Regions from separate parts of the Homo sapiens genome. Here regions 1, 3 and 4 are each linked to region 2. A link is a contact called in ENCODE Hi-C or POLR2A ChIA-PET data. All regions are on one chromosome and are shown on one strand. The core of a region is the stretch at or near the end of the contact, and the rest is flanking DNA. Distances in the headings are between cores, read along the strand shown.

Evidence for each region. A loop is a pair of places that touch in the nucleus more often than their neighbours do. ChIA-PET counts read pairs that join two places held with the same protein, here RNA polymerase II (POLR2A). Pooled maps may share reads with other maps.
Region 1: a map with no recorded cell type shows a loop between it and region 2 (7-fold over the local background). The contact joins two enhancer-like sites. A Hi-C loop is called at or near these places in 1 of 37 single-sample maps with no recorded cell type and 2 of 50 pooled maps. POLR2A ChIA-PET finds 5 or more read pairs at or near these places in 3 of 52 experiments (WTC11 and activated T-cell).
Region 3: a pooled map shows a loop between it and region 2 (4-fold over the local background). The contact joins two enhancer-like sites. A Hi-C loop is called at or near these places in 1 of 37 single-sample maps with no recorded cell type and 3 of 50 pooled maps. POLR2A ChIA-PET finds 5 or more read pairs at or near these places in 3 of 52 experiments (GM12878, OCI-LY7 and activated T-cell).
Region 4: a loop to region 2 is called in a map with no recorded cell type, with 5 times the contacts of the local background. The contact joins two enhancer-like sites. A Hi-C loop is called at or near these places in 2 of 37 single-sample maps with no recorded cell type and 4 of 50 pooled maps. POLR2A ChIA-PET finds 5 or more read pairs at or near these places in 2 of 52 experiments (GM10248 and OCI-LY7).

What each region holds. Positions count from the first base shown.
Region 1 is chr3:47,344,498-47,351,616 of GRCh38, reverse strand. It overlaps KLHL18 (kelch like family member 18), which reads right to left. Exons shown (of 10, transcript NM_025010.5): 10 at 4,801-7,119. Among named protein-coding and RNA genes, the nearest start is that of PTPN23, 33 kb to the left of the region's middle. Within about 2 kb of position 4,281, at least 4 of the 41 ENCODE cell types and tissues checked have a DNase peak (open chromatin) inside an H3K27ac peak, as active enhancers do.
Region 2 is chr3:47,136,081-47,142,745 of GRCh38, reverse strand. All of the region lies in intron 1 of SETD2 (SET domain containing 2, histone lysine methyltransferase), which reads left to right. Among named protein-coding and RNA genes, the nearest start is that of SETD2, 25 kb to the left of the region's middle. RefSeq lists a silencer at 373-472. Within about 2 kb of position 1,470, at least 4 of the 41 ENCODE cell types and tissues checked have a DNase peak (open chromatin) inside an H3K27ac peak, as active enhancers do; they include OCI-LY7, where a contact is called at or near this core.
Region 3 is chr3:46,946,574-46,953,211 of GRCh38, reverse strand. The region is part of intron 1 of CCDC12 (coiled-coil domain containing 12); the gene reads left to right. Among named protein-coding and RNA genes, the nearest start is that of CCDC12, 27 kb to the left of the region's middle. RefSeq lists a silencer at 4,679-4,973. Within about 2 kb of position 4,796, at least 32 of the 41 ENCODE cell types and tissues checked have a DNase peak (open chromatin) inside an H3K27ac peak, as active enhancers do.
Region 4 is chr3:46,925,746-46,933,172 of GRCh38, reverse strand. All of the region lies in intron 2 of CCDC12 (coiled-coil domain containing 12), which reads left to right. Among named protein-coding and RNA genes, the nearest start is that of CCDC12, 47 kb to the left of the region's middle. RefSeq lists enhancers at 1,237-1,346, 1,537-2,052, 2,497-2,546, 2,053-2,568, 5,568-5,947. Within about 2 kb of position 6,177, at least 22 of the 41 ENCODE cell types and tissues checked have a DNase peak (open chromatin) inside an H3K27ac peak, as active enhancers do; they include OCI-LY7, where a contact is called at or near this core.

The sequences.
Region 1 (7,119 bases), core at 3,032-5,531, 210 kb before region 2:
TTCTGTAAAGCTGGTGTTACTGACCAAAGACATCACATGGAAAGGAAACTACAGAAAATATCTCAAGTGAACACAGATGCAAAAATACTTAATATTAGCAAACCACATCTGACAACATAAAAAATAATTATACACCATAACCAAGTGGGATTTATCCCAGGAATGCAACGTTGGATCGACATCTTAAAAATAAATTAATGTTATAACATTAACAGGCTAAAGAACAAAAACCACATGTCACCTCATAGATGCAGAAAAAGCATCTGATGAAATCTCACACCAATTCATGATACAAACTCTCAAGAAACTAATAACAGAATGAAACTTCCTCAATTTGGAAAAGGTATAGATGAAACACCCACAGGTTAACATCAACTTGAACAGTGATGGACTGAAGGTTTTCCTCCCTAAGATTGAGAACAAGGCAAGGATGTCCACTTTTGCCACTTTCATTCAACACTGTACTAGATTTCTAGCCAGTACAATAAGACAGGAAAAAATTAAAGGCATACAGATTGGAAAGAAAGAAGTAAATGTCTTTATTTGCAGATGACATGATAATGTAGAAAATCTCAAGGAAGACACACACGGACATTTTTTTAAAAAATGATAAAACTAACAGATTGAATTTAGACAGGTCACAGGATATAAGATCAATAAACAAAAATCAATGGTATTTCTATATACTAGCACCAAAAAGTCTGAAAACAAAATTCAGCAAGCAATTCCATTCGTAATAGCAAAGTAATATGAACATTTTAACAAAAGGAGTGTAAGATGTATATACTGAAAATAACAAAATATTGCTAAGAGAAATCAAGGAATATCTAAATAAATGGACACAAACTCCATGTTCACAGACTGGAAGACTTCATATTGTCAAGATGGCAATTCTCAACTTGATCTGTAAATTAAACACAATATATATTTAAAACCTCAGAAGGCTTTTCTGTAGTAACTGACAATCTGATCATAAAAGTGACATGGGAATGCAAAGTATCTAGAAAAGTCAAAAGAATTTTGAAAAATAACAAAGTTGGAGGTGTTACATTACCTGATTTAATGACTTACAAATACTTTAAAGCCAGAGTCATCAATAACACACAATCATGGACAGGCACAGATCAATGGAACAGAACTAAGAGTTTAGAAATAAACCCTTATATTTATGCCCAATTGATTTAGACAAAGGTATCAAAGCAATTCAATGGGGAAAAGATACTCTACAACAAATGGTGCTTGGACAAATGGAAATCGGTCCATGAAAAGATGAATTTAGACTCTTCCCTTACACCATGCCCAAAAATGAACACAAAGTGGATCACATACCTACATGTAAGAATAAAACAAGAAGACTTCAAAAAGTTCTTAAGATACGACACCAAAGGCATGATCCATAAAAGAAACAACTGATAAACTAAACTTCATCAAAGTAAAAAACTTTTACAATTCAACCACCACCACTAAGAAAATGAAAAGAGCCCTTGTTAGTATAGTGGTGAGTAAAAAAAAAAAAAAGAGAAAGGGCTGGGCGTGGTGGCTCACGCCTGTAATCCCAGCACTTCGGGAGGCCGAGGAGGGCAGATCACGAGGTCAGGAGATCAAGACCATCCTGTCCAACATGGTGAAACCCCGTCTTTACTAAAAATACAAAAATTAGCCAGGCGTGGTGGCGGGCACGTGTAGTCCCACTACTCAGGAGGCTGAGGCAGGAGAATTGCTTGAACCTGGGAGGTGGAGGTTGCAGTGAGCCAAGACCACACCACTGCACTCCAGCCTGGCGACAGAGTAAGACTGTCTCAAAAAAAAAAAAAAAAAAAAAAAAAAAAAAAAAGAGAGAGAGAGAAAGAAAGAAAATGAAAATAAAGACAAGCTAAGACTGGGATAAAACATTTGCAAATAATATATTTGATAAATAAAGGATTTGTATCCAGAATATGTAAAACTTTCTTACAATTCATTAATAAGACATGTGAACCAATTTAAAAATGGGCAATAATTGAATAGATATTTCACTAAAGATATACAAATGGTTAACAATCGCATGAAGATGCTCAAAATCATTAGTTGTCAGAGAAATGCAAATGAACCATAATGAGATGCCACTTTGCATCCACTAGAATGGCTACAACAAAACAGAAAAGTCCAAGTGCCGACAAGAATGTGGAGGAACCTGAACCATTCATTATACATTGCTGGTGGAAATGTAAAGAGGGACAGCCACTTTGGAAAAGCTTGGCAATTTCTTAAAAAGTTAAACCTAAACCTACTATATGATCCCAGCAGTTTCACTCCTAGGATCTACCCAAGAGGAATGAAAATATATGTCTAACAAAGACTTATAAATGAATGTTCATAGCCGTATTATTCATAATAGCCCCAAATTGGAAACAATCTAAACATTTATCAATCGGTGAATGAACAAAATATGGTATAAGTGGAATACAACTTAAAAACAATAAAAGGAACTATTGGTACATTCTACAATATGAATGAACTAAATTATTCTAAAGTAGGAAGCCAGACACAGAAGGCCACATATTATATGATTCCACTTATGTGAAATGTCCAGAATAGGAAAATCTATAGAGACAAAATAAAATAGTGGTTGCCTGATGATGCAGGTGAAAAGGGGAACTGCAAAAGGGATTAACTGAGTGATGAAAATATTTTAAAACAAGATGGTGATAATGGTTGCACAGCTCTGTACATTTACTAAAAGTCATTGAGTTGGACACTTAAAATGAATGAACTTTAAGGTATGTAAACTATGACTCAATGAAACTATTAAAAAATCAGTGACGTAAAAAGGAGGAAGACAAGGGAAGCATGATTAGGTGACATTTGAATGTGGATATACCTGATTGTCCCTAAATTCTTCAAGAAGCTATTGTTCAGCCTCTTCTTCATGTCCATTGTTGTGTCTACAGTAATGGAGAGTCTCACAGAGCTCACCACGTAGCAGGTAAAACAGGTAAACAGGTCACTGCATGGTAGAATATGGCCAAGGGCCAGCACAGCAGATGGAGGAGGAGTGCCACGCTGACCAGAGATGTTTTCATGAAGGTAACATCTAAACTGAGATCCTGAAGACCGCTGCTGGGCAGCTGAGAGGAAGTGTCAGTATCTCAGTGACATTCTATGTCATGCTATGAAGTTTAGGTTTTATGAACTGCAGAACTAAGCTGGGCGTGGTGGCTCACACCTGTAATCTCAACACTTAGGGAGGCCAAGGCGGGAGGATTGCTTGAAGCTAGGCATTCAAGACCAGCCTAGGCAACATAGTGAGACCGATTCTCTACAAAAAATAAAAAAAATAGCCAGGCATGATGGTGCATACCTGCTGTCTCAGCAACTCAGGAGGCTGAGGTGGGAGGATCGCTTGAGCCCAGGAGTTCAAGGCTGCAGTAAGCAATGTTGTGTACTGTTAGGTTATTGTGAGTAGCAATAAAAAGCAGCAGTGCTGGACTTTGGGGTGAAATGGAGTGGGCTCTGCTGTTGGTCATGAGGGGGAAAGGAGTCCAAATAACAAAAACAAAGAAAGAAAGAAAAAAGAAATGGAAAGTCAAGCAGATGAATCCAGTTTGACTTAGCAGTCCACTCTTCACCTATGGGGCTCTTTGGCTCTGGTCAAGGGGGCATAGATTACATGGAAAGGGCTGCTACTACTTTACAAGCAACAGGCCTTTCTCCCAGAGGGCAGAGTTCCCAGATAGTCTGGCTATCTCTTTCAGCATGAAGGCACCTGCTTCTTCACTCTTCCCCTTGCTGCCCAGTCTGCTTTTCCAAGGTCTATGACTGTTGGGAGGAATGCTGCTCCCTTCACAGGTGGAAGACACTGCTGTCCTTAGGCAGACTGGACTGTGAGTGTGGAGATCTGGTCTCAATTTCTCACAATGCCACTGGTTAGCTGGAGTCAGGTCAATTACTTGGCCATTCTGAGGCAGTTTCCTTATGCTAAAATGTTACCTGCTCCGTGGGGATTACTGAGGACCATGTGAGATTCAACTGATAAGAGTGTTTATATGTAAGACATGTCCTGGTGGGGTGTGTGTGGGAGTGATATGCCTTCCAAAAACTTAAAAAAATTAAGTTGCCATCCAGGAGTCCAATGGACAAGATTGATCACAAGCTGACTTTTGGAAAAGTGTGACTGAAGAGTTTCCCAACAGGCAAAACCACACTAACCACAGTGTAATCTTGGAAGAGCAGATCTGGAATGCGGCTGTATTTGGGGAAGTGAAACTGAAGATGGGAGTATAGTTCTCACACTGAAGAGCATGCAAATCACCAAGGAAACTTGCTCACGCCAGAATGCTGAGCTGCACCCCAGCCCTAGGGAACCTGTCTCTAGAGAGGGACTTAGGAACGGATCTGTGGTTTAAACATTTTCCAGTGACTTTTATGTGCACCAAAGTTAAAGCACCTCTCGCCTAGAGCATAAAAAAGGAGCTGGAGATGCTGATTCCAGGCAGTCAACAGGCAGCCACATTCCACTGGGAAACTCTGGAGTTTTAGGGCAGTGAATGGAGAAAAGGGGAAATCCGAGAGTAGGGGCGATCAGGACAGGCACCAATATGCAGTCCCAAAGTGCAAATGAAGTCTTTGCATATTTTTCACCAGAAGTGACTCTCATAAAATAAATCTCTCCAAAGACTACTTTTGCTGTACATCTGGCTTTTCCCTTATATTCACAGAAATATTCCCATTTTGTCCAATATATTTTTTTCAGTGAATCACAATTAAAAAACAAACATGTACTTCTAATATCTGAGAAATAAACCAAGAAAGGACAAGAGCTATTAGGAGTGTTCTCTTTATTTCTCTTTGGTTTCTTAACACAAAAGACATGCATTCTATAAATAAAAGGAACTAAGATTTTCTGGGAAACCATAAATTGGGAGGAATTCCCACAGTCACACCTCTGTGGTCAAGAGGATGGTCTTCAGCCCCCATCTGGCTGTAATCTCTGATGAAATCCAGAAGAGAAGGCCCGTGTGTTATCCAAGAAGGTGAAACACTCAAGGACAGTGAATGCCACAGTCCTCTGCTCAGAGCTGGGCTAGGCCCCAAGGCCCACTGAGTACAATGTCTACCCTATCTCCTTGTTACATCCTTTTTACAATATCCTTGGGTGATGCTTCTTTTCATGGGGCTATTGGAAAGGCTCCAACACCAAAGAGCCAGACCAGCCATTTACGAATAGCCATTCACCATCGGACTGAGGAACCTACTGGGAGAGTGTGAATATGTTGGTGTTTCCTGACTTGTGCTCAGAGCCCAGATCAAAACACTGGCTTGATCTTACTTTGAAACATCGACCTCAGGTGCAGCAGTGTAAATTCTACACCAGGAGGTGGGATTGGACTCAGGAAGTCCACTACAAGAGCAGCAGGCCATGGTAGAAAATGATCTGCCATACCCAGTGGCAAAATCTGGGCCAGTATCCTAAGGACCCACTCAGTAGCCCACAGACCGATTCTTAATACCTTCACAATCCAGGCTTGTTGGTGCTACTTCAAATTCACAAAAGAAAGGGGCTTATAATAAGACAAGCACTGATACACTCCTAACAGGAAATGCACACCCCACCCACCTTCCGAGTCTACCCCTACAGGCAAACCAGGAAGGAGGGAGAAATGCTGGAGCCCTACCACGAGCCCAGGTTAAACGACATCCGATATCAGATTGTTGAGACGTTAAAAATAAAAATATCATTTTCAAGTGCTTGTAGCAGAGGCCTAGCTCCTAAGTTGTAGGTAACAAAGGTACTTCCCTCTGAATACATGGCGATTGCACACACTGGTAAACCTGACGGTCCTGGGGTGGGGGAGACACCCCAGGCTCCACATTGTGCCTTTCTGAACAGGCTTCCAGGCCACCCCAGGCAGGCAGCAAAGGATAGGAAACCAAGCAGGTGGAGACTGGAGCCCTAAGACTCAGTCTTGGGTTACAGGAATTGAATCTTCTTTTAGTCTCTACTGGAAGAATTTTAGAAAACCAATTTTGGCAGCAGCAGTTGAAGGACAGCCCCACTGCCCAGTGCACTGGCAAGAGAAAATGTCCTCCTCTTTGAGTCCCGCTGTGCTACATTAGGTCCTATCCAGGGAGGAGGAAGCAATATGAAATCTTTCCAAAAGGTAAAGGTCATTTGCCAAGATTAGAGGAAGAAATATAAAATCTGTTCTTTGCAGCAGCAAGAGATTCTTTCGGCCTTTAGTTCTTTATGTCATAAAAGCCAGCTGTGCTTGAATGTAAAGGTCCACCTTGCTGGTCAGTCTGCCCAGGGCTGGAGGGAGGCCAGACTCTTGGGATTGGCGAGTGGATGGAGGAGCAGTGGAATGGCAGAGCAGACAAGGTTACCAGACCAAGCCCGCCCACAGCTGGTAGAAGGAAGCCCTGGTTAGGTTCTAGAGGTGCATATGGTCAACGTGCCCCAGAAGCATCACAATGAGGGAAATCATCCAAGAACGAGATTGATGGGCAAGTGAGAATCTGGCCAGACCTGCTGTTTCCTGCTGGTCAAAAAAGGAAGCAATGTTAGTGAGAGTGGGGAATCTGAATGAGCGCCATGGTGGCAGTAGGAGGTAATCACAGGGGCGCCTGGAGCCCCCAGCCACAGCTAGGAGCCCCCACCAAGAAGAGTGGCAGTAATTCAGCAGATAGCCTAACTCTCTACGCCTATGATTTTAAAAGTCCTCTGATGGTGGGTGAGAAGACAAACCCCATGAGCACCTTACTACAGGCCCAGTCAAGAGTGCACTGATTCCACACACACTGGGGCTCAGAGGGAACCCCCAGCTCAATGCGAGGCCTCAGGACCCTGGGATCCGAATGTGGGGTGGATACCGCCCTTCTCCAGTTAGACGATTTTCCATTTAAACATAGATTTGCCGTTAGTGTCTTTTATGCTTTTTTCTTCTTGCAAAATTTGTTCACATAAAAAAATTATTTTTCTTTCCAGTTTCTTTCAAGTGTTTCTTTGTTTAAATTTCCTTCAGTTTCTTTCAAGTATCTTTTTTTCCCTTCTGTTCTCCTGGACAGATCAAAAGGCCTCACTGAAATCCCAAAATTAGACATGGGGAAAACTTCTCTTCTCCCTGCTTACCCAGCAATGAG
Region 2 (6,665 bases), core at 221-2,720:
CAGTGAGCGAGATTGCGCCATTGCACTCCAGCCTGGCCGACAAGGGCAAAACTCCATCTCAAAAAAAAAAAAAAAGACAATGTATATATGGTATTCCCCTTCCCCACCTCCCCCCACCACGAAGTAGCATACTAAATTTACTGTTTTGTTTCTTGCTTTTTTTCCTTAACAGTACATTCCGGAGCAGTATACAGAGATCTTCATTATGACCTTTTATTTTAATTAAATTAATTAATTAACTTAGATTCTTGCTCTGTCACCCAGGCTGGAGTGCAGTGGCACCATGTCATCTCACTGCACCCTTGGCCTCTGGGGCTCAAGCAGTCTTCTCACCTCAGCCTCCTGAGTAGCTGGGACTACAGGCGCACACCATCACACCTGGCTAATTTTGCTTATTTTTTGTAGAGGCGAGGTCTCACTATGTTGCTCAGGATGGTCTCGAACTCCTAGCCTCAAACAACCCTACTGCCTCAGCCTCCCAAAGTGCTGGGATTACAGATGGGGGAGCTACCACGTCCAGCCCATTATTATGATCTTTTAGATCAAAGTTCGTAATTAGAACTTTTTGAAGCTGCATACTACCACATTGAACGGATGTACCAGGGTTATTCAGTCACTGTTACAACCTTTTACTAGCACACAGATAGCCTTTTGCAGTTTATTTTAACCTTTTTCTGTATGAAATGATGGATAGTGGTGCATTCAGTGCATTGTAATTCACAATCATCCTATATTATCATTTGGCTTTGCCTTGTAAGAATATGTGTTTCAAGTGTTTTTTTTAAGGTATGGATAGCTTTTACCCTACTTGTAGTTGTGTTAGTTGACTTGAAACCTTTTCCTTCTATACCTCAGACATTAATTACAATGAAAAAAAAATGCTTAAACTCTTTACCAAAACCAGAAAATAAACAATGGCTATTTTTATTGCATTTAAGCTTTTGTTCCGTAAGAGTACTGAATTGTTTTTTAATGTGTTTTGATTTTGGTCGGGTGGTAACTTATGCTAGAAACTTTTTGAATTGTTGTACTTGGTATGTTTCTAAAATAGAAAGCAGCCCACACATTTTTTTATTTTTTCTTTATAACAAAAGAAAACTTACTTGTGAAACATGAAATAATAAAATTATTTTCAGAAGCATTTTTAGTATTAAGATGAAAGTAAGCAGTTATTTATGATGGAAAGAGATCTGAAATATGTATAAAAAGAGAGACCTTGTCTTTCTCATGTCTTTCCATTTAATCACATCACAGGTTTTATTTCTGTGTTTTTATTTAGAAGGTGGGTTTTTCAGAGCTAATTTGCATGAAAGGCTGTAACTTGAAAGAGCTGTTTTTGTATTCTCATTTAATGTGGTTAAGCAAGAGTAGGACAGGAAGGCTGACATAAGTACTTAGTCTGGTACAATACAAGATAGGTACAGTTTAAACATTAACCAACTGGGTGCAGTGGCTCATGCTTGTAATCCCAGCACTTTGGGAGGCTGAGGCAGGCAGATCGCTTGAGCCCAGGAGTTTGAGACCAGCCTGGGCAACATGGTGAAACCCCATCCCTACTAAAAATTCAAAAATTAGCCAGGCATGGTGGTGTGTGCCTATAATCCTAGCTACTTGGGAGGCTGAGGTGGGAGGATCACTAGAATGGGGCGGGGGTGGGTGGTGTGAGGTTGCAGTGAACCAAGATCATGACACTGCACTCCAGCCTGGGTGAGGGCAGTGAGATCCTGTCTCACAAAAAAACAATATTAACCAAGCGAGCTTAGAGTCTACAGTCTAATTATAATAGTCTAATTATAACAAGCCATCTCCCTCAGAAACCTATCTCATGTCTTTCTTCGTATTCGATACTTAGAATTTTTAATTTTAATTTTAATTTTTTATTTGAGACAGAGTCTCGCTGTGTCACCCAGGCTGGAGTGCAATGGCGCAATCTCAGCTCACTGCAACCTCCACCCCACTGGGATTCAAGTAATTCTTGTGCCTTAGCCTCCCGAGTAGCTGGGATTACAGATGACTGCCACCATGCCTGGCTAATTTTTGTATTTTTAGTAGAGACAGGATTTCACCATGTTGGCCAGGCTGATCTTGAACTCCTGACCTCAAGTGATCCACCCGCCTTGGCCTCCCAAAGTGCTGAGATTACAGGCGTGAGCCACTGCACCTGGCCAGTCAACTCTTTCTGTGTGATTCACTGGCTTGTACTAAAGATGAATTTCAGCATTTATGCATATTTATCTTTTGAGGCTTATTTGGTATTGGAGGTTTTCCTCTCTCACTTTTTGCTAATGAGGAAAACAAATGGATAATTGAAAAGATTAACTCAGAGTAATGAGTAAAATTACTGGAATTCAATTGAATACAATAGTCTTCAACACTGGGCTCTAAAATGTTCAGGTTAGGTCACCCAACGTTCCAACTTATGGGTTTTGGAAAAAGCAGATGGCTTTAACAGGTGAATATCATTCACTTTAGGTAGGTATTCTTGTGTATCTATTTGGCAGACAAGTAGAGAAACATTTCAGGCATAAATACAGTTGTTAACATTTGGGATTATAGTCTTAACCTTTCCTCACTGATTAGAATTCCGTAGTGACACATTTGAGATTAGCTTTTTAACAAAGTCACTTCTTGTTAGAAGTGACTTTTTTAAAGAAAATAAGTTAGCTTTACTCACTTGTGTAGTAATTCCACATTAAAATAAAGTTTCAGCTATTTTTGGGGTGTAAGAATAGTTGGTGAGTATGATCAAGTTATTTTTTTCTAGATTTAGTCGGTATATATTGATCAATAGGATTCTTTGTATGTTTGAGATACTATACCAGTTGAAGATGTGGACTTAAACAAGTGAGAAGGAGTGCTTGTATATCAAGTCTACTCATGCTAGTTCAGGTTAGCATACTTACTCCAAAGTGCTTTACCTGAAATTTCAATGTCTTTGATAAAGCAGTGTATCACTCATAGCTTTATTGACCACATAAATAACGTATATTTTTCATCAGTGTTTTTTTTTAATTCACTTGTCTTCACGTGTCCTTGTTCTTAGATGAGAATGCGGCAAATTTCATAAATTTTATGGCCTATATATCTTGCTTTTTCTACATGTCAGTTTTGAGATGTTTCCCTCTTTTCCTTTAAGAATTGCTTGAAGTGAGGAAGCTAAAAACTAGTACTGTTGTTAAGGAGTTTCTTTGATTCAAAAAGTAACGAGAATGTATGATAGGAACGGGAATGTTAGGCCCAGGGGAGATTATATAATAAGGACAAGATGTTGCCTTTGTCTCTTTGAAATTTAAACTCTATATGGGGAGACAAGAACAATAAATGCAAGTCAAGGCTGTATGTGATTGTCAGATTGTAAAGTATATGCTGTAGGAGTTGAATTTAGTAGTAGTATCTGGAAAGGTAAGAAAAGGATAGGAAAAGGCATAATAGTGCTGAGTACCTACTAGACATTCAGATAATTGTCAAAGGAAGGAAAGGCTTTAGTGGTCCCTGAGTGGATTAAGGTAGATATGGGGGTGATGTGGTATGTGTGTAGTGTGGAGGCTGAGAGGGAGGAAGGTGATGAAACGAGCAATACAAAAAATAATTTGAGAGCTTGGGCAAGATAAGTGAGCCCGTCTCTATAAAAAGTTAAAGAAAATTAGCCAGCTGAGGAGACTTGGGAGGGAGGATTGCTTGAACCCAGGAGTTCGAGGCTGCAATGAGCTATGATCGTGCCATAGCACTCCAGCCTAGACTCTGGGTGACAGTGGGTAACAGAGCAAGACCCTGTCAAAAAAAAGAAAAGAAAGAAAGACGTTGAACAAGACTGATCTAGATTTGAACTTAAAAGAGACCACCATAGCTATTGAGATTCCTTCTGGGGAGTAGTGTAAAAGCAGCTTAACTAGGTAGGAAAATGATAATCCCAGCACTTTGGGAGGCTGAGGTGGGCAGATCACTTGAGACCAGGAATTTGAGACCAGCCTGGCCAACATGGTGAAACCCCGTCTCTACTAAAAATACAAAAATTAGCCAGGCTTGACTGGGCGCGGTGGCTCACGCCTGTAATCCTAGCACTTTGGGAGGCCAAGGTGGGTGAATCACCAGAGTTTGGGAGTTCAAGACCAGCCTGACCAACATGGAGAAACCTCATCTCTACTAAAAATACAAAATTAGCCAGGCTTGATGGTACATGCCTGTAATCCCAGCTAGTTGGGAGGCTGAGGCAGGAGAATCACTTGAACCTGGGAGGTGGAGGTTGTGGTGAGCCGAGATCATGCCATTGCACTTCAGCCTGGGCAACAAGAGTGAAATTTCATCTCAAAATATAATAATAATAATAACACCTGTAATCCCAGCTATACATGGGAGGCTGAGGCAGGAGATTCGCTTGAACCCAGGAGGTGGAGGTTGCAGTGAGCTGAGATCGCGCCACTGTACTCCAGCCTGGGCGACAGAGTGAGACTTGGTTTCAAAAAAAAAGAAAGTGGGCCGGGCGCGGTGGCTCACGCCTGTAATCCCAGCACTTTGGGAGGCTGAGGCGGGCGGATCACGAGGTCAGGAGATCGAGACCATCCTGGCTGACACGGTGAAACCCCGTCTCTACTGAAAATACAAAAAAATTAGCCAGGCGTGGCGGCGGGCGCCTGTAGTCCCAGCTACTCGGGAGGCTGAGGCAGGAGAATGGCGTGAACCCGGGAGGCGGAGCTTGCAGTGAGCCGAGATCGCGCCACTGCACTCCAGCCTGGGCGACAGAGCGAGACTCCGTCTCAAAAAAAAAAGAAAGTGATAATACTGTAATCCCAGTACTTTGGGACACTGAGGCGGGTGGATCACCTGAGGTCAGGAGTTCGAGACCAGCCTGGTCAACTTGGCAAAACCCCATCTCTACTAAAAAAAAAATAAAATTAGCTGGGTGTGGTGGCGGGTGCCTGTAATCTCAGTTACTTGGGAGGATGAGGCAGGAGAATTGCTTGAACCTGGGAGGCAGAGGTTGCAGTGAGCCAAGATCGCACTATTGCACTCCAGCCTGGGCGACAGCAAGATTCTGTCTCAGAAAAAAAGAAAAATTTATAATAATGTCAGATATTTATTGAGTGCTCCATATCTTCTAAGTGGTGTTTTTGGCAGTTAAATGCAGCTGTAAACAAGATAAAACCAAATCTCTGTCCTAAAGAAGCTTGTATGCTAGTGGGAGGAAATGGGCATTACATAAAATATTTATAAATAAAAAATAAACAACCAACTCTTATAGTAATAAATACTAGGAAGGCTGGGCGCGGTGGCTCACACCTACAATCCCAGCACTTTGGGTGGCTGAGGTGGGTGGATCACAAGGTCAAGAGATCGAGACCATCCTGGCCAACATGGTGAAACCCCATCTCTACTAAAAATACAAAAATTAGCTGGGTGTGGTGGTGCTTGCCTGTAGTCTCAGCTACTCGGGAAGCTGAGGCAGGAGAATCGCTTGAACCCAGGAAGTGGAGTTTGCAGTGAGTCGAGATCACGCTACTGCAATCCAGCCTGGCGACAGAGTAAGACCCCATCTCAAAAATAAAAATAAAATAAAATAAAAATAATAATAAATGCTAGGAATAAAATAAGGTACTATAATATAGAATGATGGGAGAATCTCAAAGGAAATAACATTTGAGGTGTCATCTTTTTAAAAAAATTATTTTAGATTCAAAGGGTACATGTGCATGTTTGTTACACGTGTATGTTGCATGTTGGTGGGGATTGGGCTTCTAGTGTGCCCATTACCCAAATAGTAGTGAACATTGTACTCACTAGGTAATCCTTTTTTTTAGATGGATTCTTGCTCTGTTGCCCAGGCTGGAGTGCAGTGGCGTCATCTCGGCACACTGCAACCTCTGCCTCCCGGGTTCAAGTGATTCTTCTGCCTCAGCCTCCCAAGTAGGTGGGATTACAGGCACCCGCTATCATGCCCAGCTAATTTTTGTATTTTTGGTAGAGACGGGGTTTTGACATGTTGGCCAGGCTGGTCTGGAACTCCTGACCTCAGGTGATCCACCTATCTTGGCCTCCCAAAGTGCTGGGATTACAAGCGTGAGCCACGGCACCCAGCCCCCATTAGGTAATTTTTCAACCCACTGCCCTATCTTTTGGAGCCCCAAGTGTTAATTATTTCCTTCTTTATGTCCATGTGTACCCATTGTTTAGCTCCCACTTACAAGTGAGAACATTTAGTATTTGGTCTTTTGTTTCTGAGTTAGTTCACTAAGGATAATGGCCTCCAGCTCCATACATGTTGCTGCAAACAACATGATTTCATTCATTTTTATGGCTGTGTGAGATGTCATTTTATTATCGAGAAGCAGCAGTCTGGTGAAGATCTGGAGGGAATGGTATTCCAAGAAGGAACAAGCAGGTGAAAGGGCTGTGAGCCAGAAATTATCTTGGAATGTATGAGGGACAGAGAGAAGGCTAATGTGGCTAAAACCTAGAGAATGAGGAGGAGGGACTATGGAAAGAGGTAAGGTCAGAAAGAGGATAAGCAGGTATGTGGAGTGGGCTGTGAGTGGAGAGAGAAAAATTAAGGACAAATGAGGTTTGATCTGAGCAATTGGGTAGATGGTAGTATTACTGTCATAGGAACGACTTGGGGGAGGACTGAATTAGGTATATGGGATAATCGTCATCAGTTCAATTTTGACCAT
Region 3 (6,638 bases), core at 3,547-6,046, 190 kb after region 2:
ACTTCTCCCTACTGTGAGAAACACAGCTCTAAACACCTCTGCATGCATTGCTCTTTTATTTCCTTGTGATGTCTTTTGGGACTGGAGTTCTTGGCCAAGAAATGACAATATTTGGGGCTCTCGATGGGTTTGATTGTATCTCTCTGAAATGACACCAGAAAGAGCTGTCAACTCTCATGTGATGACAGATGGAGGCACCCTAGACACACTTGAAACCATTTGCATGTGAAAGGTAGGGACAGGAGTGGGACAAGAGCAAAGGGCAGGGGTTCTAGAGGGAATCAGCCTATGCTTGAAGCCTGCCCTGCCATTTGCGTCCTGGCAACCTCTAGCTGTGTGACTCTGGATGGGTTACTTAATTGTCCTGGGCTTCCATTTTTCTCATCTGTGGTAGGAGAAAGGAGTGCTGACCTTATTAGATTTTCATAGTGATTAATTATTGATTATTTTTGATAATATCAGTACTACTGTTTAATTAATGGAATAATCAGTTGCCTGGCATACTGTTATTACCAAAGAATTGACAGTGTTGTAAGACATGCAGAACAGAGAAGAGTGACATTTGGGTTCGGCACTGCCCAGGGCTCACCTTCTAATGGAAAATCTTCCAATTTTATGGAACCTAGTTAAAACCACACTCCCAAGAAGTGGGCAGGGTTGGGATTTTTGTCTTCATTTTGCAGGAGAGAAGCAGAGGTGCAGATAGTTGTTGGAAAAGAGGATAGAACAGACAACTAAAGGATAAACAAGCAGCATGTGTGGTAGAAAGAACTGAGGATGTGGCAGCGGGGAGCTGGGCTTCTGTTTATTTCCCAAAACTTGTGCTCTACCCAATGGAAAGAGTATTAGGTATGACATGCACAGACCTGGTCCAGCCTCAGTTCTTGCATCTGTGCAACAAGGCTAGTGATAACCGAATACGTGGGTGCTGTTGGAAGGCTCACACAACAGAAGTTCCTGTAACATGGGAAGTTAGCATGTGCCTTCTGCCTCCCCAGGTGGTTCCTTTACTATTGGTCCAGCTGCTCTTAGTGCCAGGTGCTGTGAGCAGTGATGGAGAGGCCTCTGAGAGCTTCCAGTCTAGGAAGGAAGACAGATGTCAAACAAAATCTCATGTGGGGAAATAAAGGTAGAATCATATGTCTGGGATGGTTATCATTAGAAGGCATGGGAAGAACACCTTTGTGCTAAAAGTGGTCATGACCTTTGGCCCACACAGGAGAATGTGCTGAAACCCACCCACCGAGTTTTGTGGTGGGGTCAGAATTAAGGATTCTGTGGGGAAACTTCACAGATGGGTGGTGCCTGTTCTTGTAGCCTGGGGCCTCTTGACAATCCTAAAGGAATCAGATAGCAGATAGATCATTGTTAATTTGATCCTCATTAAGTATATATATATATATATATATATATTTTTTTTTTTTTTTTTTTTGAGACGGAGTCTCGTTCTGTCGCCCAGGCTGGAGTGCAGTGGCACAATCTTGGCTCACTGCAAGCTCCGCCTCCCTAGTTCACGCCATTCTCCTGCCTCAGCCTCCCGAGTAGCTGGGACTGCAGGTGCCCGCCACCACGCCCGGCTAATTTTCTGTATTTTTAGTAGGGACGGGGTTTCACTGTGTTAGCCAGGATGGTCTTGATCTCCTGACCTCGTGATCCACCCGCCTCGGCTTCCCAAAGTGCTGGGATTACAGGCCTGAGCCACCGTGCCCAGCCCTAAAATGATTTTTTAAAAATTGTTAATTGATAAATAATAGCTGTATATTTATGGTGTACAACGTGATGTTTCTACAATATACGTTGTAGAAAGATTAAATCAAGCTGATTTAACATTTTTTGTGGTGAGACTTTAAAATCTAGGCTCAGCAATTTTGAATATACATTATTATTAACCGATCACCATGCTGTGCAGTAGCTCCCTTAAACACACTCCTCCTGCCTAACTGGAACTTTGTGTCCTTTGCCCAACATCTTCACTTTCTCCACCTCTCCTGCAACTCCAGCCTCTGTAACCACCCATCTAGTCTCTGTTTCGGTGAGTTCTACTTTTTATTTTTTTATTTTAATTTTTAATTTTTTTGAGATACGAGTCTCACTCTGTTGCCAAGGCTGGAGTGCAGTAGTTCAGTTACAGCTCACTGCAGCCTTGACCTCGTGGCCTTGTTTGATCCTCCCACCTCAGCCTCCTGGGTAGTTGGGACCCGCCTCGGCCTCCCGAAATGCTGGGATTACAGGTGTGAGCCACTGTGGCTGGCCAGTTCTACTGTTTTAGATTCCACATATAAGTGAGATCATGCAGTATTTGTCTTTCTGAGCCTGGCTTATTTCGCTTAGCATAATGTTCCCCAGATTTGTCCATGTTGTTGCAAATGACAGGATTTCCTCTTTTTTTTTTGAAGCCTGAATAGTATTTCATTGTGTGTATATACTAAATTTTCTTACTCATTCATCCATTTATGGACACAGGTTATTTCCATTTGAGCCTCACTTTTAAAAATTAAGTTTAGCATATACAGAGACTTAGCCAAAAAAATGTAGCACTTTCAGAAAAGGATAATGTGCTCCATTCACATGAATGTTGTTACATTTTAAAAAATGGGCTGGGCATGTGGCTCATGCCTATAATCCAGCACTTTGGGAGGCCAAGGCAGGAGGATTACTTGAGCCCAGGAGCTCGAAACCAACCTTGGCAATATAGTTAGACCCTGTCTCTACCCCAAAAAAAAAAAAAAAGCTGTGCATGGTGGCATGCCCCTGTAGTCCTAGCTACTCCTATGCAGGAGGCTGAGGTGGGAGGTTTACTTGAGCCTAGGAATTTCAGGCTGTGGTAAGCTATGATTGCACCATGCATTCCAGCCTGGACAGCTGGACAACAGAGCGAGACCCTATCTCAAAAAAATGCAAATGTAGATCAATTTCTCTTCTGGTTGGTCTAATACTAATAGGCCTTCTGTTTCCCAGCATGGATCTGGGCCCTGGGTGCTGGGTCCTGGGTTCTTGTTAAGTGCTTTCTTGGTTTTTGTGTCAGGGCAAGGGGTGGGTGAGAACAGAAGGAGCATCAGGTTCCCTAAGAGGGATGCAGCAAGAACCAGGGTTCGAATTAGGCCCATCGCTGAGGGACAGCAGGACTTGGGACACTGCAAGATGTCAGCAGGCAGTTTTTTTTTCTTTTCTTTTTTTTTTTTTTTTGAGATGGAGTCTCACTCTGTCACCCAGGCTGGAGTGTGGTAGCGCAATCTTGGCTCACTGCAACCACTACCTCTGGGTTCGAGCAGTTCTCCTGCCTCAGCCTCCCGAGTAGCTGGGACTACAGGCGCCCGCCACCATGCCCGGCTAATTTTTGTAGTTTTAGTAAAGATAGGTTTTCACCATATTGGCCAGGCTGGTCTCGAACTCCTGACCTTATGATCCACCTGCCTTGGCCTCCCAAAGTGCTGGGATTACAGGCGTGAGCCACTGTGCCCGGCCAGCAGGCAGTTTTTCATGGTGCAGGGTCATGCGGGACCCTGTACCACATGGTGGACCCAAGTTGCCTTGTATAATCCTCACATGCCCCTGTTAAAGTAGTGCCAGCCCCACTTTGACAGGGGAGGAGACAGAGCCTCAGGGAGGTCCCACCACTGGTAAGCAGTGTGTCCTGATGTTCCCACCACCTGCCCAGTCCAGGGCTGCAGGCTGGGCTTCCTGCATACCACAGTGCCCCTACAGGGAGGACCCTGGAGGGAGTTTGGAGCCAGGCCAGACTTCCCAGAGGAACTCGTCCAGTCTGGCTGCATATGAAGGAAGGGGAAGAGACTGGTCTTTGCCCTGCCCTCTGTGTGACCTTTCAAGAGGTTATTTCCTGCTGGGGCCAGTGTGGGTGAAGTCTCAGGGCAGTGGGAGGGGCCTTTTGCATACTAATGGTTCTGGTTGTTCCCTCTGCTCTCTTCCCCCTCCGTCCCTCTGTCCCCACTGTCACTCATCCTTTAAGGTGACACTTCCTTTGGAAAGCCTCTGTAGACACCTCTTAATGCCACCCAAAAAAACACTGCCTTCCCTGGCTGTTGACACCTTCCCTTTTCCCCTGTGGGTCACCACCCCCTTGAGAATCTGAAGAGCTCCAGATTTCTCATCCACTAAGATTCACCTTCTCACACTCGCCTGTGTTTCTGTCTGGTCATTGACCTCTGGAATCTGTGCACCGAGGATAAGAACCCCTGCCCTGCTCTGTGGGCACTAGGTGCCTACTCGTTCCTCTTCCTCCTCAGTACCCAGCATGGAGTATCTGAGTACAGCATGGAGTACCACAGGGGAGCCAGTCAGTATTTGTCGACTGATAAAGTCTGCTGGAGGAGCTCTGTAGTGCCTCCCTTGAGCACTTGCAGCAAGAATAGGATCAGAGTTGACTTGGGCTGGCTCCCCACACTCCTGACAGACACATGGAGGATATCTGGGCAGGGCCGTGTGACGGGCCTGGCGAGGAGCTGCACTAGGCATGCCGTGGCCTGGCCCTTGAGGTGCCATATGGATGGTGGGGCCCAGCGTGCCTCTCTTCTGAGTGGAGCGGGCCCTCCTTTCCACCGCTGAGGGCACCTTGACAGGTGCTATCCCTTGGCACCAACCTTCGTCAGGCCTTGGGTGTCAAGCCTCACCGTTAGAATGCCTGAAGGCTGCCACACCCTTTCTCTTTGTCCCCTAAGTGCCACCACCTTTTTGTCAAAGGCGCCTTCCTTCCCCCAGTGAGTCACCAGCAGAACCTCAGTTGTTTCTGCTCCTCCCTGTCTCCCCACAGCGTTGAGGCACCTCCTTGTTCTAGTCCACCGCTGTTGACCTAGTTCCCGTCCTTATCTCCAGTCCTTATCTCTAGCCTCGCTGTTCTCCCAGCCTCCCGCTCAGCGCTTTGTTCTTGCTCTGCTCAGAAGCCTTTAGGGAACACATGAACCCACAGGAGAGCAGTGGCTCTTAGCTAATCCCAGCCTCTTGGATGGTAGTCACCACCTGTTCCTGCTGACTCTTGGTGAAGCACTGAATGGGGAATCAGATCTGTCTACACTGCACAGATCATCTGACGTCATCTCCTAATGTCTTGGTGAAGCAGGTATTACAACACTGCCCTGTCTGCTTACAGGATTGCTGAGAACATCTGATAAGGATGATGGGCATGGGAGCTTCCCATGACCTCTGCAGAGGCACACCGTTCTGGGCCTGTGCCCCGCTGGCTTTTCTGCAGCCCTTTCCTTCCTGCCCTGGCCTGATTCTCCCTGTTCTTCAGGCTCCCTAAGCTGCAGGCTTTTCTCCTTCATCATTTCCTTGTAATGGTGATATGATGTCAGTATGATTATCCTCATTTTTGTAGATGAGGAAACTGAGGCCAGACAGGTCATATAACTTGCCCAAGGTCACACAGCCAAGATGAAATGGAGCTGGGATTTCCCCGCTCCTGTGCACTCCTCTACCACAGTGCTGTGCCTGCTGTAGTTGGTGTCAGGCCTGTGGGTGCAAACTGGTACAACAAACGTCTGCCCTCTAGGAACTCTTGGTCTGGTCAGCAGATAGAGTGGATACTCGGACCAAGTCATCCTAGCAGCACATTGAGTGCAGGGGACCCAGAGTGAGGAGCTCTGCAGCCTGACGAGATCTCAGCCTGCCCAGGAGAAGCAGAGTCTCTCCCCCTTTCCCCCTGCCAGTCTCTGGGCAGTAGAGATCTGTGCAGTTTCTGGTCCCAGGCATGGTGGTGTTCAGCTCACTTCTTATCACTCCATCTTCAGGGTGAGTCAGACTCCGGGTGACTGCCCTACCCGCTAAGTGCCCTTGGAACACAGCTCCCACCACGGCAGCACCCGACAGGAAGTCCCTCCACCCCGGCATGGGGCTGCAGTGGCCCTGAGGATGGGCACAAGGTGACACTGGGGAGCCTGCCAAGTTTGCCCCAGCATTGTCTGTCTCTTCCTGTCACCTTCAGGCACTATGTGCCCATCTCTTTTGCTTTTTTCCCCACCCTGGGCCCAAATCAGAACTGGAAAGGCTCAAAGTGGGGCCAGTTTGGCCTCTTCTTAGGGGGCTAGGATTTCGAGGTCTTATTTTCTCTTTAACTTTTGAACAGAGGGCAGTTTCCCATGGACATTATAGCAGGCGTACTCAGAGCTAATGGGGCATATCACCTGGGGATTGGAAAGTGTTTCTGTACCCATGAGTTCCTGGTGAGTCTCTAGCTTCTTCAGGAAGCTAAAGAAGGGTGGGAAGACCCTAGATGAGAAGTTGAATGTCTCTCTCTTAACCCTTTCCTGCTTCTCTTATTTCCTTCTGGAAGGGAGAGCTCTAGTCAGCAGCTCCTAAAAGTTTGAGTCCTTGGGAAGTCTTAGGGAGAGGGAGGGGCTTATTCCTCATCCCCTGAACTCAAGTCCTCCTGCTTCGGCACACCCGCCCCCAGTGACAGTTCCCAGCCCTCATTTTAACTTTAACCCCCCTCCCAAACACAGACACACAGACAGCAGCAGGCTGGGGCAGGTCCAGGCTGGGAGTGGAGGATCTCACCTGACTTCTGGTCTTCCCCGTTCCTCCCATGACACATCTTGTAGGCTACCACAGTGCCCGTTCAGGGTGTCGGCCCTCATGCTGGGCTCAGCCCTCCCACGGTGCTGGAGGAATGCCCTGTGAGCCCT
Region 4 (7,427 bases), core at 4,928-7,427, 210 kb after region 2:
CTGTAGGCTGAACTCCACTGTGGGGTAGGCTGCAGGAGTTTTTCCTTTGAGGAACACTTGAGCACTCAGAGCCCTGGCACAGCCACCTGCAGCCCTGGCCAGGCCCCAGTCACTGTGTCAGGTAGCTTCTCTACTGCAGTTGCTGGTCCCTGAGGAGCCAGATGCAGGAAGCTGGTGTGGGGTCCACCCCTAGGCCAGAGAGCAGGGTGTGGATTCTGCCTCCGGCTCTTCCTTCAACTCTGGCACCTTGGATAGTCTTTCTGGACTGTTTTCCACATTGAGAAAATGTCAGTGACACCCTCTTCCTCTGTGGAAGGGTGGTCTCGAGAGGTGGCCTCTGAGAGGCCATGTGTGGAGGCTGCCCCTACTGGGGAGGGTGCATTATCTCATGCTTTCTGGCCTGTGGTTTCAGGTGGGGGCACAAAGGCGCTCCCACTCCTTTTTCTGAAACCCGCTGAGGACGCATTTGCCAGGACTTGCTTGGAGGCCTGTCCACCCCCTGAGGCTGTGATGTGGCCCTGTCCTGCCCATGGTCACTTCTTGTGTCATGTGCTCCAATAGACCTTGTCCTCTTTGTGTGGCCAGAAGGACAGGAGGCTTGGGGTGGGCTGGATAAGAGAAGGGAAGGGAGGTTTTATTGCCTTACACTGTACCCGTTCTTCAGGCTGGGGCCACAGTTGCCTTGCTGGGTGACAGCTGGAGGACAGTCTCCTCTGCCCACGAGTGGGGAAGCCACTGGGCTCTTTAAAAGTCTCATTTGCTGCAAAGCCAGCCATTGAGTGTTCTAAAGAAAAATATCAACCACCAAACAAAAACATCCCTGTACTAAATTGTCCTTTGCCCTCATAGCCTGGTGGTACTTTAGGCCACTCTAGGGCACTCTGCCAGAAGAGATCCCAGAGGTGTTGTAGCTATTATGAATTATGCTGCCAGGATCGTGCGTATATAGAATGCTTTGTTTTGCTTGCTCCTGTCTTGTTACTATTTCTATGGAATAATTTCCCCAGAGCAGGGTTACCGGGTCAGGGAGTTTGAACATTTTAATGGCCCTTGAAAGAAAGACCAGATCAGCCTCTAGAGCAGTTGTGTACCTCATTTGGGGTAGTTGCCTCTCCCCTCATTTTCATGCTTCTGTCGAGTCTGGCCTCTGGCAGCAGCAACTGAAGCCTTGTTATTTATATTGGGGACAAGGGGTAGGTCTCTATGTGCAGAGCCTAAAGCAAACAGAGGATTATTAGGGGCATGTCTGAGTGTCATGAGTGTGTTTTCCTGGCAGAGCTCCAGTGTCTCTGTACTCTGAATATTAAAAATGAAAGTGTTCTTTGATCAAAGTTGCCAGTCTCTCTGGTCAGTGGTGGCCTCTGCAAGGCCTGCAGGCGCATCCTGGGCGTGGCCTTCCCTGTGGTCTGTTACTAGGAGGAGTGCCTCACAGCAGTTCTCTCTCTGGCCCTTGATGGGGCCTGTATGGCCAGGAGGGACCAGGGTGGCCAGGTGGAGGACCTTGTTCTCAGGGAACAGGCCATGTGGGACTGTCCTGTCCTTATCCTCTCTGCCTCCCTCCAGGGGCCCAGGGCAGCAGGTGAATGTGGAGTAGCCTCAAGATATAAGGGATGAGAAGGGAGGCTAGCGCCCCAAAGGATAAGCCTGGTAGCATGAGTGAGTGAAGTGGACCAGGGGCCATGAAACCCCCATGAGCAGTGTAGGCTTTGAGGCCAGTTTGCCAGTGATGGGGTTGGATCAGATTCATAATCTCAAAGCTTCCTTTCATTTCGCCATTCTAGAACTCTACTCTGGTTCTATACTTGACAGAGAACATCAACTTTCTCCACCTGCTTCCTCTCATTGGCACATGTGAAAAAGCACCCTAGGGGTGATTTCCCCTGAACCTCCCTGGCCAGCCCATGTCCCGGGCTCCTGCAGCTGGCCTGAAGCAGAGTAAAGTAAATAGAAAAGGTCAGCTACCCATTTTAGAAGGAAACTCTATGGAATGCAAACTTGGCATTCCCTGTTGCTTTGCCACAAAGAAGTTGCTTAGGGGTTGGCTGCCCCGGCCCAGCCACATTCCTGCCCTCTCTGCTGGGCACAACTTCTTTGCTTCCAAATGTCTTCTCAAGTCATTGAAAGGCTCAGAGAGCCCCAGGCTACCCATAAAGCTCTTTCTTGAGTGCCTTCTGAATTCCTTTATCCAGCTTGAGGCAATGTATGCTGAGCCCCTCCTGGAGCTGCCTGGTGCATTTAGGGCAGGCTGTGAAAGACAGACATGCAGCCGACACAGGGCCACGTGCATGGAGTGGGGCCTGCTGTGGAGAGGGTAGAGAGGCAAGTGGGGCAAAGGGGGCCCAGGAGAAGGGCGGTTACTGTGCCTCAGGGTGAGTAGGGACACTGGGAGGGGCCCACAGGGCCACCTCCTGGAGCTGGCTCTTTAAGCGTGATGGACGGGGAAGTGTGTAGCTGAGGGGGTGAGCAGGCTGTGGGGCCAGGACCACGTGAAGAAGCTTAGACTTGTTTTGGGGACACTGGGGTCCCTGAGTCAGAGGGAGGGCCAGTGGAGGCACTGAGGTGGCTGATGTGTCTGCTCCTGTGGAGAGACAGCAAAGCTCCACCCAGACACTGGCTGCCGGTATAGGGTGGACTTTGGGTGGCCTAGGGCATTTGGTGCAAAGGATAGTGTCTTAGAAGCCATTGGGCTTTCTGGGCTGCCCTCCTTCCCATAGACTCTGGGGGCAGAAAGCCCCAAAAAAGCATGGCTTGGTCTCTGCTTCCCTTTGGCTAGGGGACAGCCTGGCCCTAAGCCACAGAGACTGGCCACCAGCAGAGCTGAGGTGCTGGTGCTGCCTGACTCAGAACCCTGCCACAGTCTTCTGCTGCCTTATGGCCCCTCTGCCTGTTTCCTCTTTATGTTTTTGAGTACTTCGTTGGTTGTTTCTGTGTAGGAAGAATACTGATTAGAAATTCCGGAAACTACAGAAAATCAGAGAAGCAAGTAAAAATCACTCAGAGCTGGACATGGTGGCTCATGCCTGTAGTCCCAGCTATTCAGGAGGCTGAGACAGGAGGATTGCTTAAGCCCAGGAGATCAAGTCCAGCCTGAGCAACATAGGGAGACCCCCATCTCTTTTTTTTTTTTTTTTTTTTTTTTTTGAGATGGGGTCTTGCTGTTCTCGCCCAGGCTGGAGTGCAGTGGCACCATCTCGGCTCACTGCAACCTCTGCCTCCCAGGTTCAAGTGATTCTCCTGCCTCAGCCTCCTGAGTAGCTGGGATTACAGGCACCCGCCACCACATCTGGCTAATTTTTGTTTTTTTAGTAGAGATGGGGTTTCACCATGTTGGTTGGCCAGACTGTTCTTGAACTCCTGACCTCAGGTGATCCACCCGCCTCGGCCTCCCAAAGTGTTGGAATTACAGGTGTGAGCCACCATGCCCAGCCAAGACCCCCATCTCTTGAAAAAAAGTCAGTCCTAGAGATAACCACTGTCAACATTTTTGTTGTTTTTATTTCTTTTCTTTTAGCTAGAGCTAGTACCTTCTCCCCTTAGCAACTTCCTCATTCTAAAATGGGGGTGGCAGAACCATTGTTTGGCTCCAGTTGTCCTCAGAAAGGTGGCTTCCAGATGCCAGTGACTGCTGGTGAGTGCAGGCTGCTTCAGTATTTCCTGGCCAGCTGACAAGGTGTTAGGTGTTGGCCTGCCCTACTGCTCTGGCTGGCACCATCTCGTCACACCCTGCCCAGTCTCCAAGAGCTGTGGTGGCCCCGGACACTGTAAGGCTATGGGAGCTCCTAGGATAGCAGCCTGGACCTGCTTTGTGTGTGAACCTGTTGTCCTACTATTTGTTTCTTGACTTTCCTTTTTTATCTCCATTCTTGTCTCCTTTTGGATTTTTTTGTTTTTAATTATTCCACTTTCTTCCTCTGTTAACTTGTTAATTGTATGCTGTTTTCCCTTTCTTTTAGTGATTTCCACAGGCATAACAACATACATCCTTAACTTATCAAAGTCTAATAGAAAATAGTAGTATTTTTACCATTTCCTCTACAGTGCTTAGGACCTTAGAACACTTTAAGGCTATTTGCCACTCTGCCTTTTACACTATTGTTGCTATATTTTAAATACTATAAGTTGTTATTACTCTTTTATACAGTCAATATTCATTTAAATTCTCTTTTCCCCCTGCTTTTTTTTTGAGACAGGGTCTTGCTTTGTCACCTAGGCTGGAGTGCAGAGTGTGATCATAGCTCTCTGCAGCCTTGAACGCCTGGCTCAAGCAATCCTCTTGCCTTAGCCTCCGAAGTAGCTGGGATTACAGACACAAGCCATTGTATTTACCCTTTCTGAGGCATTTTATTTTTTCCCTGCAATTCCATGTTTCCGTCTGAGATCATTTTCCTCTAGCCTAAAGTATTCCTTTTAGTATTTCTTGAATAACGGATTCACTGATAACTGATTCTCCTAACCTTTCTTTGTCTGAAAAAGTCTTTCTCTTGAAGGCTTCTTAACTAGATTTAGAATTTTGTGTGACATTTATTTTGTCCACACTTCTGAGATACCATTTCATGGTCTTATGGTTTCCATAGTTGCAGTTGAGAAGTCAGTAGTCTGTTTTAGTTTCTGCTTAAACACACTTTTTTTTTTCTCTCCAGGCCCATGAGATTATATGAGGTTGGTGCAAAAGTAATTGTGGTTTCTGCCACTATGTTCAATGGCAAAAACCACAGTTATTTTTGCATCAACCTAATGGGAAGCTCTGCTCAGTCTCTCAGCTTTTCAGCTGCTGCATGTAAATAGACATGCTTTAAGGGGAAAGAGGGACGTGATGTCAGGCTCACTTTGTTGTACTTCCCTTATCTCCATGATTGCAGCCCCTGAAATCCTTGCTGTCTTGGTACTTCTCTAAAGCCATTTAAAATACATATATATACATTTTTTTTTTTTGAGACAGTCTGCAGCCTAGGCTGGAGTGCAGTGGTGCGATCTCAGCTCACTGCAACCTCTGCCTCCTCAGTTCAAGCGATTCTCCTGCTTCAGCCTCCTGAATAGCTGAGATTACAGGCATGTGGCACCATACCCACCTAATTTTTGTATTTTTAGTAGAGACCGGGTTTCGCCCTGTTGGCCAGGCTGGGCTCAAACTCCTGACCTAAAGTGATCCACCTGCTTTTATAAGGGAGGTTAAATCTTGGGCCTGTGTTGGAAAGGCCAGGTCCCCAAGCTGAACCCCCCCATGCTCCTTGACCTCTCCCAGAGACTCCTGTCCTTTGGTAGTGGTGGAATTCCGGGGGTGGGCAGTTAAGTGGGCATTAGGGAGGGGAAGTCTCTTAGCTCTCCACGCTAAGGGGACTGGAGGTCAGAGACTGCACCATTTTCACGCGATCACACAACAGTGGCTGCACATCAGATTAACCCTCCAAGAGTGAGTCTGGGGAGGGCGTGGACCCAGCTTGATAGAGCTGGATGCACCCAGCACAGCCGTAATGTTTCTAAATGTGGAAACTGAGGCCCAGAATGAGACCTTCCCATGGTGGTCGGGATCTAGATGTTCTTGGCTGCTTGGCCAGTGCTCCGCTCTGGGGGTGGCAGGGCACAGTGGGCGCAAGGCTCTGCTCCCGCCTCTTGCTTCTGGTTCACTCCTCCAGTTGGCCTTCTGAAGCCTCGGGCAGTGGGTGGGTCTGGAGGCATGGGTGCGTGTTGCTGCTGTGAGTTCTGGGTACAGTTCCCTGTGGCCTCTCCTCTCTCCTTCTGATTTCTCACAGAACCCTGGAGACCGTTTCTGAAAGCGACAGTTTTTTTTCTTACTAATCCCTGCAGTTTTCTTCCCACACCCAGTTTCTCTTCCTCATTTCTCCCCACCCTGTTGTGAACGAAAGCCTTTGCACCCAGTCATGCCCCACTTTGTCTCCCTGTACCTCTGTGACCTGACATGTACCTCCAGGCCCGAGGCAGGTGTTCAAGGATGGGGGACGGGGTGGGGTATCTCTGGGCCTTCTGGGAGTGCAGGTGGGCTTCCTCCACACAGGCTATGCTGGTACTGCCCCATCGCCCGCAGTGGTTCAGCCCAGCCCCAAGGCTCCAGGCTCAGGGGCCCTGGCAGGAAGGAAGGAGATGGTAAGTAAGCTGGGGGCAGGAAGCAGGTGGAGCCCTTAAATAGGAGAGTGAATAGCATCTGAAAGCCCCTGAGTCCAAAGCACTGCCGCTTGCTAGCTGTGTAGCCACAGACACCCCTGCCTCTGGGAAAGCTTGCTTTTGCAGGGCCTGAGGAAGTCAGCAGCACTTTTACCTGGTCCAGACAGAGGGCTTGGGAGATGGCAGACTGTGGGAGGCCTGTTGGGAAATTGTTTCCTGCCTTAGAGGCCCAGGACTTTTCTGAGGGACCACTGGTCAAGAACCGAAAGAGGTACTGGGGAAGGAGGAGGACCTGCGGCCTAGTCTCACCTGGCCAGCATCTGAGGGGCCACTCCTGCATCCCCTGGGGCTAGGGGTCTGTCCCACTGCCTCTGCCTTGCCTTTCTTAGACCCTGCAGCCCCCAGGACCTCTCGCCCTGCCGCCCTGTGGAGTTACCAGGGACACATTTTCCTGGGAGCCTGCTTCTGTGTGTGTGGGGCTAGGATTTGATGAGCCCCTGAGCCAGAGAGGACCCCAGTGAGTTCTTGGTTCAGCCACCCCTGCCTGAAAAGACTGAGGCAGGAAGAACATAAAAACATAGTAGCTAGCCGCAGCTCCTGCCGGGAGATTCTGGCCCCTTGTGGCTCCTCTCTCTTCATGGAGGCCTTTGGGGCTGTTCAGTTCTCACTGCTGTCCTGGTGGACTGTGGCCTTCCCAGCCTTGCACATGGTCATGCCTATTTTCACAGCCCTCACTGGCCACTCTCAACAGTCTTGGAGCTGAGTCAGCCTCTCGTGTGCTTTGTGCCTTGACCCTGTCCGCGTCATTGCAGGCCCAGGCGCCACCTCCTCCTGGAGTGTCTCCCCTCCACATTCCCACAGCTGTAGGCAGCCACGCCCCTCTGGAGCCCTCCAGCACCTGCTTCTCTGTCCACATGTCACTCCTCACTGCCACATGCCCCTGGCCCAGCACACCCAGATGCTTTTCTCTAAGTAGTTGAGGCGTATTCCATGGCATGAGCCCCAGGGCAGGAAGGCTCTGAAGAGGGGCCAGACTTGGGGAATTTGTGGGTGACCACTGGCCTTCTCTTTTGGGAATCACTCAGCCTAGGAGCTTTAGCCCTGGCTGGGAGTTATACATTGCCTTGAGCTAAGATGTGCAGCCACTGCTGTGTGATCCTATGAAAAGGGTACAGTCTCTCTGACCTCCAGTCCCCTTATCTGTCAAATGGGATGATCCAGGAGAGACACCCTGTGAATGCTCCCTAGGCGTCCTTGGCCCAGCTCTGGAAGAGAACCGTACTCCAACAGAGTAGACAGGGCCTCTG